2 separate regions of the Homo sapiens genome follow, and region 1 is linked to region 2. The links are chromatin loops, found by intact Hi-C in ENCODE. Cell type or tissue: IMR-90. All regions are shown on one strand. Each heading gives the region's core, and the rest is flanking DNA. Links, peaks and the distances in the headings are about the cores only.

Region 1 (5,392 bases), core at 212-5,211, 410 kb before region 2:
ATAGCTAGCCAGCTTAGCATCTCATAAAGAGATGCTTAGAGAAAGGGAGCAACAGAAAACATAAAATATTTGGTTATCTTTTATAAGACAGTGCAATGCCACGGATAGTGCAATAGCTTTGGAATCAGACACATGTGCATTCCAAAGCTGTGAATATTGGCTATGTGATTTTGGACAGATTCCCTTTTTCTTATTCAGGACTTTGGTTACTCATGTAAAGTAACCAAAGTACTTTACTCATGTAAAGTAACCCTACTGAAGTAGGATTAATTTGGAAGGTTGTTGTAAAATAGGCAACATGAATAGTGCTGTACGTGGCTCATAAATAATCCCACATAAATTGAGTTGGTCATTGGTCATTTTTATTATAAATTAAGTATCTTAAATTTAATTTCTTTATCATCATTGTCAAGAATTCAGTGGCATGATTCTATTAAAGATCTAGACATTCTTTGCACTATTTGTGTGAGACTATAGACATTTCCTATTCTATGTTTCACTGGAGAAAGTAATAATCACTGATGTCATTATTCTAAGAAAGCTGCTGGATAAAGTGTCATTTTAATAGTTGCTTCAATAAAAGAAGAAACAGTGCATAATGAAATTGTTAGATGTATGATTTATCAGAGACTTACTGAAATTTGAGAGAAATGCAAAGCTAGAATTTGTAAGATTATATGTACATTTAAGACATTTTAAATACAAACAGTTATGCTTTGTATTTATATGTTTATACAGAGAAAAATAATTGTTAATATAAGCAAATTGATATTTTAAACTTAGGCATTACAAATGCCGACATGTTGATGGAATATTGGATTTGGGCATGTAAATGCAATATATATAAAATTTTACCGGCCAGGCACGGTGGCTCATGCCTGTAATCCCGGCACTTTGGGAGGCCGAGGCAGGCGGATCACCTGAGGTCAGGAGTTCGAGATCAGCCTGGCCAATGTGGTGAAACCTTGTCTCTACTAAAAATACAAAAATTAGCCAGGCGTGGTGGCAGGCGCCTGTAATCCCAGCTACTCAAGAGGCTGAGGCAGGAGAATCCCTTGAACCCAGGAGGCGGAGGTTGCAGTGAGCCGAGATCACACCATTGCACTACAGCCTGGGCAACAAGAGCGAGACGTCGTCTCACGAAAAAAGAAAAAAATTACTAATTATGTTTAATAGAGCCTGGAAGGAGAGAGAGGGGGGAAGATAGGCAGAGCTGGGTTAAGGGACACAAAATTATATCCAGATTGGAGGAATAAGTTCTAGTGTTCTACAGTCCTACAGGCTGAATACAGTTCACAATACTTTATTGTATTAATATATTTCCAGAAAGGTAGAAGAAAGGATTTTAAATGTTCTTAACACAAAAAAATGATGAATGAATGAGGCAATAAATATGCTAATTACCCTGATTTGATGATTTCACATTGTATCCATGTATCAAAATATCACTCTTCTACCCCATGAATATAAGCCATTATTTGGTGTCAACTAAAAATAAAATGAAAAATGTTAAAATAAAAAAATTCTACTGACCTGATCTGTTTAGCAGAATGATGAACCAGTCTATCACCAATACTCCAACTCCATTTCCTCGCCCTTCCTGATATATTTATGTTTATCTTATTAGCTAATAATCCTTTCTGTTCATCTGGAATTTATTTGCTCTTATTTCCATTTTTCTCACTGCCCACCAACGAACTTTTAAATTAAATAAAATACAGAAGTAGAATTGAAAGAGCATGAGAATGAAAGCTAAGAGTTTGCAGGTTCAACATCAGAGACTTGTCAATTTAAGTGTATGTCTTAGGCAAGTTACGTGATTAAATTTCTGTTTACTTATCTGCAAATAGCTGAAAACATCAGCATTTCCTAAAATGTTTTTCAAGGAGCACTAATTCTTGAAATTGTTTCAGGATTTGATATCTTAAATACTTTTAGAAGCACTATATCCTATAAATCCACTTAGAAATTTATAATTTCCCTTATCCATATTAAAGTTTCCTAGAAGACAGTTCAGTGGCTCACATGCATTCTTTTTTTTTTTTTTTGAGATGGAGTCTCACTGTCGCTTGGGCTAGAGTGCAATGGTGCGATCTCGGCTCACTGCAACCTCCCCTTTCCCGGTTCTAGTGATTCTTCCACCTCAGCCTCCCAAGTAGCTGGGATTACAGGTGTCTGCCACTATGCCCAGCTAATTTTTTGTATTTTTAGTAGTGACGGGGTTTCACCATGTTGGCCAGGCTGGTCTCGAACTTGTGAACTCGTGATTTGCCCGCCTTGGCCTTCCAAAGTTCTGGGATTACAGGCATGAGCCACCGCACCTGGCCTCACATGCATTCTTAATAATATCCTCAGGAACAACTAACCCATGATATTCTGAAAATAAATGAAATTTAAAAGCTGTTGGAACCCCTAATAACACATTAAGAGAGAAATGGCTGTGATCGGAGTCACATGCGGTTACTAAATGACATCAGGGACAAAAACCTCCTGCCTTCTTAATTAATGATCTTTGTTAGTGATTAACTTCCCCTCTGTTGTTTTGCTTAGACTAGAAGACAGAAAACCCACGACTACTACACTTTCTGTTAAAAAAAAATGTAAATATATCCTTCCTCAAGAGAAACACTGCATATAACCAATCATCGTTACCGTACAAAAGTGGTAACTATGTGCCACCCTTGTGTGAATGATGTGGTCCTGCTAAAAACTCCTGTCTGTTGGCCGGGCGCGGTGGCTCACGCCTGTAATCCTAGCACTTTGGGAGGCCGAGGCGGGCGGATCACGAGGTCAGGAGATCGAGACCATCCTGGCTAACACAGCGAAACCCCGTCTCTACTAAAAATACAAAAAATTAGCCAGGCGTGGTGGCCGGGCGCCTGTAGTCCCAGCTACTCAGGAGGCTGAGGCAGGACAATGGCGAGAACCCGGGAGGCGAAGCTTGCAGTGAGCTGAGATCTAGCCACTCACTGCACTCCAGCCTGGGCAACAGAGGGAGACTCCGTTTCAGAAAAAAAAAAAACAACAAACGAAAAACAAAAAAAAACCCCTCCTGTTTCTGTCTATATAAATGTACTCTTAACTTCCCTGCTTCAAAACACTGACTCCTTTCAAGCTGGAGTTTCCCAATGGTTCAAGTCACACTTGAATAAACTCTCTTTAAATTAGATTCTGACCCTTTTGATTATATTAGGTCAACAATGTATTTGGAGAAACAGTAGAACAAATTATCCCTAAATGCATTTTTTATCAAACTTTTTAAGAACAGTTTTCAATTTACATGAATATTATGAATATAATAACCCTTCCCCCTTACCCTGTTTCCTTTATTTTTAGTGTTGCTACATTTGTTACATTATCAATTTTTATACATTATTAACTAAAGCCCCTGCTTTAGTCAGACTTCCTTATCTTGTATCTAATCTTCTTCTGTTCCAGGGTTCCACCTAGGACACCACCACACTGCATTTAGTCAGTATCTTCTTAGGCTCCTCTTGATGACGAGAATTTCTCAGACTCCTTGTTTTTGATGACCTTGAGAATTTTGAGGAGTACTGGTCAGGAATTTTGTAAACTGACTTTTTTTTTTTTTTAATATGTTGGATTTTTTCCCCTTCATGTTTAAACTGGAGTTTGGGGTTTGAGGGAGAAAGACTGCAGAGATGAAGTGCCATTTTCACCATCTCACATCAAGGCTCAGACTCATCAACATGACTTACACCTGTTGATGTTGACCTTGATCACTTGTCTAAGGTAGTGCTCATCAGGTTTTTCTCCTGTAAAGCTACTGTTTTTGCCCCTTATTCATACTGTATTGTTTTTGGAAAGAACACTTAAGGAGGAAGAAATTATGTTCTACTTCCTTGAAAGCTAAGTGTCTACATAAATTATTTGGAATTCTTCTGCATGGGATATTTGTCCCGTCTCTCAATTATTTGTTTATTCAAAAATGTACTTATATGACTATTTGCTCACAGATATTTATTTTATATTTTGGATTATAATCCAATACTTCTTTATTTATTTTGTTGCTCAAATGTTCTAGCCTTGGCCACTGGGAGTGTTTACATTATGGGTTTTGGTGGTGGTGGTGTTTTTATACTTCCTTACTTTCTGGCCTAACTAGATGTTCCAGGCAGATCATGTATTATTTCCTGTTCTATTTCCATTTCTAGAATCAGTCATTTCTCCAAGGAGTCTGGTTTGCTTGATTGGAGTCATTAAAAACCAAGACTTAGGCTGGGCACAGTGGCTCATGCCTGTAATCCCAGCACTTTGGAAGGCCAAAGCGGGTGGATCACCTGAGGTCAGGAGTTTGAGACCAGCCTGGCCAACATAGTGAAACCCTGTCTCTACTGAAAATACAAAAATTAGCTTTGTGTGGTGGGGGGCGCCTGTAATCCCAGCTACTTGGGAGGCTGAGGCAGGAGAATTGCTTGAACTCGGGAGGCAGGGGTTGCAGTGAGCTAAGATCGTGCCATTGCACTCTAGCCAGGGCAACAAGAGCGAAACTGTTTCAAAACAAACAAAAACTCAAGAATTGAAGACTTAAGTGTTAGATATGCTCATTTCTGCTGGCATATCATTGGTTCTAGACCGTCTTAGCTTATAGAGCAAGGAAATAAATGTGTGTATACGAAGCTGTGTATATACACGTAACTCTAAATATTTTTACGTGTAATATGTGTAAGTGTTAGTAAGTTCATACTGATGTCTACGACTCAATTCCTTTATCACATGATCATTCTGGCCTCCTCCCCTTGCTTATATGTAATCTCCCACTTTATCAGTGAGAAACCTGGCTCCTATCTCTTATTTGCCATCCATTTGCTTAACTGTCTAGTTCCAATATACATTTATTCTCTATCAATATCAGAATCACTATCCCATTTCCTGTAGGAACCAACTATACCAACCAGAGCACGTGGGTTGTTTGCAGTTTCTCTTGCTTTCAGTCTTCATGCATTTTCTTTCTTTCTTTCTTTCCTTCTTTCCTTCCTTCCTTCTCCCTCCCTCCTTCCTTCCCCCTCCCTCCTTCCTTCCTTCTTTCCCTCCCTCCCCCTCCCTCTCCCCTCCCCTCCCCTTCCCGGCCCTTCCCTTCCCTTTCCTTCCCTTCCTTTCTCTAGATGGAGTTTTGCTCTTGTCGCCCATGCTGGAGTGCAGTGGCACGATCTTGCCTCACTGCAACCTCTGCCTCCCAGGTTTAAATAATTCTCCTGCATCAGCCTCCTGAGTAGCTGGGATTACAGGCACTAATTTTTGTACTTTTAGTAGAGACAGGATTTCACCATATTGGCCAGGCTGGTCTCCAGTTCCTAACCTCAGGTGATCCACCCATCTTGGCCTCCCAAAGTTCTGGGATTACAGGTGTGAGCCACCACAGAAGGCCCAT
Region 2 (5,392 bases), core at 175-5,174:
TTCATTATGCCAAGGACCTATGAAAAGATATTAACTCATTAAATGTTGTTGGGAGTAAAAATGGGGACAACTTCTTTGGAAGGGAGACTCACAGATGTACAAAGATGTGTCCATCACAGTGGTCAGTGCAGCACTTTTTGAAATGACAAGAAAACTTGAAACAATCTAAAATTCCATCAATAGAGAACTGGTTAAATAATTATAGCTTGTTGAGTTAGTAGAAAATTGTGGTGCATATGTTAAGAACAAGATAGATATAGATAGATATAGGTATAGATATATACTGACATAGAAATACCTTAGAGATATATTAAGTAGGAAAAAAGCAAGCTGCTGAACATACTTAGTAAGGTAGGAGCTCATTGGTGGCATGAGTAATGTGTATGCATTGATATGGAGTAGGTGGATTCTTATCTAGGCACATAGAGTTTCTGGCATGACAGTGTTGACTTCTAGGAAAGGAAACTGACAGTTCAGGCTTTTAATTTGCATTTTATTTTCATTTTCACTCTTCTAATATATGTAACATACATGTATATTGCTTTTATTAATACATTTATTAATACTTTTTTAAATGAAGTTGGGCTTGCTCTGGGTTTTAATTGGGCTTTCTTGCTAGATATGTGACTTATGGAAAATAAGTTAAATTTAACTATGCTTCCAATTTTTGCATCAATAACATTAAGTAAATTATAACATTGAACTTATAGGATTGTTGCGAATATTAAATAAAAAGATATATGTAGAAAGTTTAGCAAGGCATTTAGTAAGCACACAATTATAGAAACTAATACATGATTTGTGGCTGGGCGTGGTGGCTCACGCTTGTAATCCCAGCACTTTGGGAGGCCAAGGCTGGAGGATCACGAGGTCAGGAGATCGAGACCACGGTGAAACCCCGTCTCTACTAAAAATACAAAAAATTAGCCGGGCGTGGTGGCAGGCGTTTGTGGTCCCAGCTACTCGGGAGGCTGAGGCAGGAGAATGGCGTGAACCCGGGAGGCGGAGCTTGCAGTGAGCCGAGATCGTACCACTGCACTCCAGCCTGGGCGACAGAGCTAGACTCCGTCTCAAAAAAAAAAAAAAAAAGAAGCTAATACATGGTTTTTACCATAGGTAGTAGTATCATGAAAATGAGAGAATTATGCAAAGCACTCTTCACAATGCCTCGAATAAAGTAGCTTGTTACTAAAAAGCTGCAATTTAATATAATATTAATCAATTAATATCAATAGTAATGGAGGAAAAGACTCACTAGTTTTATGTTACTCCCATTAACGTGGCTAGTAAATTACAGCATCAGAGTAAAAATCGGGGTGTGATTCATTTATCATGATTAATTCAATATCTATGTCCTGAGCGCCTAAGACCTCAGTTCTTCTATTAAAACATACTTGCATCCAAGGGACAAGAAGAATATACAGCACTGTAAAATAAGACAAGTAGCAAGCAATTGTTAAATACAAAATAAACGCAACTAAGAACAAGTGGCCCAGGAGTTTCAGGAAAAGAAATGTCAAGCATGCCCAAGCAGAAATAAGAATACAATAAAGTCTTTAAAAATATGCCTGGCAAGTAAGTGCAAGTCTGCATATTAGAGAGGGTTCCCAGCATGCCAAGGGTGAGATCGCTGCCCAAGCTGCCTCCAGTAACATGATGAAAATCCCCAGAAGCAAAGTATCCAGGAGCCAGGACCTAGGCCAGATTCCTGTCAACTGGCTTATGTTACATGTTGGTGAGTCTCCAGTGATTTCAGAATAGTCAGGCAAACTATCCAGGAATAAATTACTTCAACCCAATAATACAATATTTCTATTATCTATCTATCTATCTATCTATCTATCTATCTATCCACCTACCTACCTACTTACTTTTAGAAACAGGGTCCCACTGTTGCCCCTGCTGGAATGCAGTGGTGTTATCATGGCTAACTGCAGCCTCAACTTCCTGGGCTCAAGTGATCCTCCCGCCTTAGCCTCCTAAGCTGCTAGGATTACAGGCATGCACCACCATGTTCAGCTAATCTTTTAAATTTTTAGTAGAGACAAGGTCTTGCTATGCTGCTTAGGCTAAGCTAGTCTCCTGGCCTCAAGGTATCCTCCCACCTCTGCTTCCCAAAGCACTAGGATCACAGCCGTGAGCCACTGCACCCAATCTCAATATGACTTTTAAAAACTAACATCCGAATCCGGGCCGAGCGCGGTGGCTCACGCCTGTAATCCCAGCACTTTGGGAGGCCGAGGCGGGCAGATCATGAGGTCTAGGAGTCTGAGACGATCCTGGCCAATGTGGTGACACCCCATCTCTACTAAAAATACAAAAATTAGCCGGGTGTGCTGGCTTGTGTCTGTAGTCCCAGCTACTCGGGGGGCTGAGGCAGAAGAATCGCTTGAATCCAGGAGGCGGAGGTTGCAGTGAGCCGAGATCGCGCCACTGCACTCTAGCCTAGGTGGCAGAGCGAGACTCTGTCACTAACGCCCACCTCAATGAACTGCTATATGGTTGCATTATTGACTCTTTATGTGGGTGTTTCCCACACTCACTGTGGACACCTTAAAGATAGGGGTGGGGTTTTATTCTCTAAGTTGTCACAGAACCTAAACAGAGCCTAGCCGTTCCTGGTATACAGTCCATACAAAATGGAGGTTTAATTGACGAATAAACTAATGAATTAGGGACGAGATCTGTCAAGATGGTAAAAGAAAAATAGAAAAGCATATGTTGAAGTTATATTTGTTAACTAACATGAAGAAATAAAGAGTTCATAGTAGGGAAAAAATGGATGCCTCAAGGAGCGATTGAAGAGCTTTTTATGGGCAGTGAAGGAAGCCAAGGGTCTGCATCTGTGATAGACATGCCTTCTCCAAGTAATTTAACATAAAAAATTAAAGCAATGTTTGTAGGATGTGCATTTTCTCTTCATGTAAGAAGGCTTACTGTAAACGTTTATCATCTCTTTGCCTGGTCCATGATTCCTGCAAAATAAGAAACAAACGGGAGAATGTCTCCTCTGAGACTAACAAGAAAAGTCTGACTCTATCCAATCGGTCTAAAGATACACCACCCACAGCAGCAGCTCCCATAGGACAGGGTTATACCAGCAGGGCTGTCATTGTGTGGGAGCAGGGCAGAGAACACTCACAACAGAACTGCAATACGCATCTAAATGGAATGCTGTGGGAATTTATCAGCAATTTCTCCAATTAGAGCTGGAGCCTTGGAGCTTAGCTCTGAATCCCCCCGCCGGGGAGCAGTATCAGTACTAGCTAAATGAATGATAGAGTTGTCCTAAACACTCCTGACATGCAGAGTTTAAGACATGTTCAGACTTTAACCCAAGGCAGCTGATTTGGAATAAGAAAACTGTTTGATTGTTACCACAAAGAGCGGCACACACTACTGTACCAGCTGCCCAGAGCAGACAGCAATGTTCCTGATTGTTACCGACCTCAAGTTATTACAACTTGTGTATCGAATATAAAGTGATGCAATGATTAAACTAACATATATGATACCATTCCTATAGTTCTTAGCCTCTCTACTATGAACACATGAGGTATATATCCACATATATTCCCAGATGGTCTCCTGTAGTTCAATATAAGAAATTCTAAGCTATATTAATCTTCCAAGGGAACTCTTTTAGACCATTTGGAATTGATATTCACTTCTGTATCTGAAAAAGCATATAGATTCATCAAATATTCATGATCATGAAAAGCTTCATACAGTATATGTGGGATTAGATATTGAAATAGTCAAATCCCAAGGGCTTATGGTATTAACATTTTCATTTAAGGGGAAATATGATATTAAACTATAAGTAAATTAGAGATTTGCCATGCTTCTTTTCAGAATGAGATAGCACTATCTTTCATCAAAAGGGCCTTATTCTGAGAGGATATTTATGAAAGAGAAAATATTTAAAATACTCTAGTATGCAGAATTTTCATTAGAAAGATTAAATTTAGGCCATGGGGAAAAGAGACTGAAAAATTTAACCACCTAAAAATCCAAAATAAGTGCACAGGTAAAATAAGATAAAACAAAATGCAAAACATGAAACTGCCAAAAAAACTCCACATGAAACAACAACAAAAAAAACACTATTAGTAAATAAAAAGAGGGACAACAAAATGTTTTTAAAAAATAAAAACTCCTGTCATAAAGGACTAATGTCTAAAAAGCTCTAATGTATGACAAGCTCTAAAAATTTGGAAGAAGGAGGAACCCTATGCAACAATAAGCAAAGATCAGGATAAATAATTTTCCAGAAAAAGAGCCAACATTTGAAACATGTAAAAAATATGCTTAATCTTTTTTATAAGTTTAACTAAACTTATCAAAACTAAACTATGATGAAAAACTAAAACTAATAGTTTAAAACTAACACTATAATTTTTTCATCTATCAATAATTTAAATGTTTGATAAAACAGAAAACTAGGGAGGGAGAGCATTGGGATAAATCACTAATGCTTGCTGGGTTTAATAGGTATGCAATAGTTTGATAAGTGCAGCAAACCACAATGGCACATGTTTACCTGTGTAACAAATCTGCACATCCTGTACACGTATCCCAGAACTTAAACAAACAAACACACAAACAAAAAAACAGAACACCAGTATAAAGAAGGAAAACATGCTTTTATTTCTGGTGGTATTACAAAATGTTAAGATCAGTAAAAGGATAACATTTTTCAAAATTATTAATGGATTTAGTCTTTCACCCAGCAATACCACTTCTGGGAATTTATCATAAATGCATAATTTCAAATATACAAATTAACATTTGCACGAGGTTATCATGGAAGAATTGGGTGTACAAAATATTGTAAAGGAATTGTCTTTCTTTATATGACTACATAAACTACAGTCTTTCCACACACAGAAATATATGCAGTCATAGAGATAACTGAAGTTCTCCATATACCTACAGGGAAAGATCTATAGGAGCTGCAAGGTGCCTAAGTCAAGACGGTAAGCTATCATTTATGTAAAACAGGTAGAAAATAAGAACACATGTTCATGTGTACTTATAACTGCAAAAAGAAAAGTGAAAATATGGACACAAAACTAACAAGGGAAATTTCTTATATGGCAAGAGGTATAATAGGATAGACAGATATAAGAATGAAAGCAGGAGTTTTGGCTGGGTGCGGTGGCTCATGCCTGTAATCCTAGCACTTTGGGAGGCCGAGGCGGGCAGATCACGAGGTCAGGAGATCGAGACCATCCTGGCTAACAAGGTGAAACCCCGTCTCTACTAAAAATACAAAAAAAAAAAAAAAAAATTAGCTGGGCATGGTGGCAGCGCCCTGTAGTTCCAGCTACTCGGGAGGCTGAGGCAGGAGAATGGCGTGAACCCGGAAGGCAGAGCTTGCAGTGAGCCG

The links. Peaks named below come from ENCODE experiments on the same cell type or tissue, not always from the same donor. Only the 100,000 strongest peaks of a DNase experiment are listed, where the experiment ranks them.
Region 1: a loop joins it to region 2, with 9 times the contacts of the local background. A loop is called at or near these places in 1 of 110 quality-filtered maps.

Annotation. Positions count from the first base shown.
Region 1 is chr10:36,754,048-36,759,439 of GRCh38, reverse strand. No RefSeq gene overlaps it. Among named protein-coding and RNA genes, the nearest start is that of ANKRD30A, 370 kb to the left of the region's middle. In IMR-90, for the core only: no CTCF peak of the experiment used is centred there; no DNase peak of the experiment used is centred there.
Region 2 is chr10:36,347,634-36,353,025 of GRCh38, reverse strand. No RefSeq gene overlaps it. Among named protein-coding and RNA genes, the nearest start is that of LINC02630, 450 kb to the right of the region's middle. In IMR-90, for the core only: no CTCF peak of the experiment used is centred there; a DNase peak (open chromatin) is centred at 3,125.